2 separate regions of the Homo sapiens genome follow, and region 1 is linked to region 2. A link is a loop called in an ENCODE intact Hi-C map of the cell type or tissue named here. Cell type or tissue: heart right ventricle. All regions are shown on one strand.

What was found. Peaks named below come from ENCODE experiments on the same cell type or tissue, not always from the same donor. Only the 100,000 strongest peaks of a DNase experiment are listed, where the experiment ranks them.
Region 1: a loop joins it to region 2, with 7 times the contacts of the local background. A loop is called at or near these places in 1 of 110 quality-filtered maps.

The regions. Positions count from the first base shown.
Region 1 is chr5:112,981,126-112,983,625 of GRCh38, reverse strand. The region is part of intron 1 of DCP2 (decapping mRNA 2); the gene reads right to left. Among named protein-coding and RNA genes, the nearest start is that of DCP2, 5.6 kb to the right of the region's middle. RefSeq lists an enhancer at 1,649-2,184. In heart right ventricle, no CTCF peak of the experiment used is centred here; no DNase peak of the experiment used is centred here.
Region 2 is chr5:113,249,426-113,251,925 of GRCh38, reverse strand. The region is part of intron 3 of MCC (MCC regulator of Wnt signaling pathway); the gene reads left to right. Among named protein-coding and RNA genes, the nearest start is that of TSSK1B, 180 kb to the left of the region's middle. In heart right ventricle, no CTCF peak of the experiment used is centred here; DNase peaks (open chromatin) are centred at 1,146 and 1,425; H3K27ac peaks cover 2,500 bases.

The sequences.
Region 1 (2,500 bases), 270 kb after region 2:
CCACTACACTGTCATTCCATAGACTATACATACTTGGAAACTCATATCCTTCAGTGCTGAAAGGTCTCGTAAGTCAATCCTACTGTGAGTCTTTATGTTTCTATACTGCCTTGCCAGGCATGGTAGTACATGCCTGAAATTCCAGCTACTAAAGCCAAGGAGTTCAAATTCAGCCTGGTCAACAATGTGAGACCCCGTCTCTATTTTTTTAAAAAAATACCCCCCATATCAATTACATTAATTTTGCTTTTCATTTTTCCCAGTTCTCCTCAGCCCGCTCTGTTGAAATGCTGAAATTTTAACTGTCAGAGGCAACCGTAATATTGCCTTAGGGACTTGTGGGGAAGGGGAGGGGAATTATTCAGCGTAGTGTTTTAACTTTCAGAACCAAGTAGTCTATTTTCTCTATGTAAGAAATGTGTTTGTCTTACTTGAAGAGAAACCCAGACTTCATCAGTTTTTGATAACATCTTGGTTTCTGAAGGAACTTCAATCTGTAATTGGCATTCAGAATGCCCTTGGCATGGCAGTCTGTGTGATGGCATTTAAGACCTGTGAAATCCTTGAGCCCAACTTGATTAATCAACACTGATAACCACCACCTTTATCCTTTAAAGTCTGCTTTATCTGTATTTTAAAAAATGAAAAACCCTCAAGTGTAAGAGCCAGCTCCCTATCTACTCACATAAAGGAGAAGCGTATTAATGAATAAACCTCCCAAATGTCTCATCATTAATATAAAAAGGCATCCAAAAATCACCTACCATCTAAGGAAAATGTGAAGCATGACAAGAAAGTTTTTTAACTGACGCTGAAGAAAACATAATTGAGGAACCAGAAGAAAACAGGAGTGAGGGTTGAAAGATGGAATTATTATCCTAAAAGAAATTTAAAAGAGTATTCCTTTTTCAGAGCAACTGTATTTTTCTTTAAATGTACAGTAACTAAGTAAGAGCCCTCGGGGGGAAAAAAAACTATTATTACTATAACCAACGGAAGCAGTGGAAGGTAGTATTAAGGATATCACCTAGACACTGGTACTCAAAATGTGGACGCTAGACCATGTGGGAACTAAGTGTGAAAACAGAAACAGGTATTTTACACATTAAAGGACTCAGTTTACTTCCTAATGAACCCCCTCAAAGAAATTAACTTAAAATGCGCACAAGCAAAACAAGAATGAAAACCAAGAAAGGATGAAACATGATATTCAAGAAAGAGTAAGTACCATCTCAGAGAGTTGTGAAAGTGAATTCTAGTATTCTAGTTGCTAGGCAAGTCTGAGGAGCAACGAGTCCAGACTGGATTAGGAGGATGGAGGTCCCCAAGAGTGCAGTCTAAAGGGAAAAAAGGATTCTGTCGAAAGTATGATTGAGGATAAGATAAGGAAGCGGATGAGAAGGGTTGAAAAAAGCAGCTAGAAACTTTGGACATATTAGAGAGGAGTACATGTACAACAGAATCATAGTCCAAATGTGAAGCAAAAACACCAAAGTTAGAACAGAAAGCCAACTGTCCCCTCCCCTCAAAAAAATGGATTTCAAGAATAGCCAGAAGGGGCCTGGCATGGTGGCTCCCGCCTGTAATCCCAGCACTTTGGGAGGCCATGGCAGGCGGATCACCTGAGGTCAGGAGTTCAAGACCAGCCTGGCTAACACATGGTGAAACCCCGTCTCCACTAAAAATATAAAAAATGGTGTGGTGGAGGGTGCCTGTAATCCCAGCTACTCGGGAGGATGAGGCAGGAGAATCGCTTGAACCCAGGAGACACGGGTTGCAGTGAGCTGAGACCACATCATTGCCTCCAGCCTGGGCAAACGAGCAAGACTCCGTCTCAAAAACAAACAAACAAAAAGGCTAGAAGGAATCAAGCAATAGTAACAAAAGCATATATTTCTTTCCCCAAAGAAAAAACTAAATGGTACCATCATTTTGACCAATTTGTAGGATATAAGAACGGAGAATTCATTCAGATATTCTGCAAGACACTTACAAAGGGCTCCTGACTATGCCCCGATGGAAAAGAAACTAGCCGCTGAAGACTTGCCTCTACTGTAAAAACTACATATCTATTTACACTGTATCATTATTGTTCAGCTTTTACAATCAACAAATAGCACAAAATATAACAGACGTAGATTTACAAAATAGAATATAAATATTATCAACCCTAATTTTTTTCAAGTTAATCTGGATAGAAGCCGAGGGAATGGGCAAGAAAAAATGAGGCACTAATCATCTCACCATATCAGAGACTCAAGAAATACTGTAAGTTCGTAAAACAAATATAATTTTAAGTATATTAAAGTCACAAAGGGGCCAGCATGGTAGTTCACACCTGTAATCTCAACACTTTGGGAGGTTGAGGCAGGAGGATTGCTTGAGGCTACAAGTACGTTTGAGACCAGGCTGGGCAAAGATCCCATCTCTACCAAAAAAAAATGTATTTAATACCTGGGCATGGTGGTACATGCCTATAGTCCTAGCTACTCAGGAGGCT
Region 2 (2,500 bases):
CTCCTGTTCCTCTTCTTTTTGCATGTCCCCTCAGGCCACCAGTGGGTTTCTGAGACTAACAATCTGAAGTAATTTTTGTAGGCGTCGTTGAATATGCATCATTCCCACTTCCTATAGAGGAGAGATAGCAAACTGGAAACTCAGCAGCCAAGTACAGCAGCCCATAGGCATGTTTGGGCTCAGTATTTTGTTTTGTTTTGAACTTGAGTTAACATTTTTAAAAACTGAGACTTCCCCAAACTCTGAATTTATCGCCTTTTTTGAGAAGTCAGAAGATCTGGCAAAACTAGAACAGTCTTCCTCACTGTGGTAATGGGGTAAGTATGAGAAGCTTTGAAGGGTTGTACCTTCTCCACGAGGCCACAGCCCCTATCCCTCAGTCCAGATCTATATGTGAACTTACTGCTGCCCTCCTGAATCATTTAGTTACCTGCCAGGCCCCTTAGTCCCGTGTTTGTCACCCTGGCTATAGAGATCACACTGCAAGAGATTTCCAACTATCAGAAAAGCTGTCTGTATCTTAAAGTTTATCATAGTACACATTATGGTGGTATTCCTTTTCCAAGCACAAATGAATGGGAGAAATGGAAACATGAATTCTAACAGTTGAAATCAAATGTAGGCAATACCAACTTAAAAAAACGCAGACAGTGCTAATTAAAGTTATGGAAGAAAATACCTTTTGGCTTGGCCAGATTGATGTAAATATTTCTTACAATACAGTTAGTACATATGGCATTTGCAAAGGTGGTGGTGTGAGAAGTAGAATTTGCCTGAGGTTTGTAAGCCAGAAGACTGGGTGACTTTATTTTCCTGTGAACAGTTACGATGTGTGGAAAAGTGAGGCCAAATAGAACACTTTTGATTGTATTGTTAAAATAGGACCTTAAGAAACCCCTCTGGATAAATTCTCTACCTCTTAAGTCAGTAAGGAAAAGGTATAAATCCTTTGTGTGACCTGTTACAGAGAACCTTGTCAGGCAAGACAGTTTATTGGAATGATGTACCCTAAATTTACCTGTTGCAGGGGCTGTGTTTTTCTAAGGCTATCCTAGGGAGTTCCCTTTGTGTAGGTCGACCTTGGACTGACCCCAAGATTTCCAGTCATCAGAATGTAGGAAGTAGAGGGAGTGGAATTACACATGCTTGGAACTCAGCCCCTTAGAAAAAGCCACATGCGTTTTCCAGCATTGGCCGTCTTTGTCTTCAGTTTTGAGTCCCTGAATATTTGATCTGAATTCCCCACACCACTTACACAAACAGTTCCATGCACTCCTCAGGAAGCGTGTGACATAATTTTGTGATTGATGTTAGGATTCCAATAACAAGAACACAGGATCACAGAAAAGGTCTGGTAACCTGAGTAACTTTTTAAAAACAATTATTTATAAAGGCACATGTCTCTGTGAAGGAACAGATGTTGGGAGGCAGCGTGCTGTGGGAGCAGGCTGCACTGGGATGATGACTCAAGAAACAGAGGTTCTAACCCCAGCTCTGCCTGCGTCATGTTACGTGACCTTTGAGCAAGTTTTTCCTACATCTCCTTTTCTTCTTGTGTAAACTGAGGAGGTTGGACTAAACAATCTTCCAGTTTTCCCACGTTGGACGTTTGAGCAGTCACTTGTTCTCATTATCTTTGCTTTACAGAGTGAGAATCCTAAGGAAGATGCTCCTTGGTGACTCTGTCCTCAGACATAATGGTTGGCCTCCCCTTCCCTGAGATAATGACAGAGTGCCCTGTGTGACTTATGTCATTGGTGGGTCTTCACTGACCATCTTCAACTCCTGCTGTTTGCAGTACACCTCAGACACTATGGGAAGCAAAGCTGGCCTTATGGGGAGACAGTCTTTTCCATTTGGGTTTCAGCATGCCAAGGAAGTTTTTTTTCCTTTCAGATGTTTCTTCTTATTTGGTGGTGGTTCCTGAAATACTGCATTATATTTCTTATTTCCCTCCGCCACTTTTTTGGCTTCTTGGAAACTGTGCATTGGAGTCTGAAGAGGCTATTAACATGGCAAATCTTAGAGTCACAGAGAATTAGTTAAGTAGATGGTAAAACCAAAGGCGTGGGGGTAGAGGGTGATACCAGAGTAAGGAGCAGTGGATAAGGGGGCCTGAAGGCCAACTTCGTCTGTCTGATACATTTGTCCTGCCCTGGTCCTGGGTGAGCAGGTTTGAAAGGGAGATGAAGCATGCTGCTCTGACTAGCTCTGCTCTCTGCCCTGAAACCCAACAGTGGCAGGTGGAGTTTTATACACCCCAAACACACAGATATACAGAGACAGCCAGATTTACCTGCTTATTTTTGGGGGGTGAGCCAAGAGGAAAGGAGAGAAGAGGCACAGAAGAGAAAATATTAACTAATGGAACAGCAGCTGAGCAGAGGCTGGAATGAATGGGATCACAACATAGGTACAGGGCATATGTTTGGCAGACGTAAAAGGAAATCTTGTCTCCACAGAAAGCTGTGAAGGAAAACAGTGAGTAGCATGTAGCTTG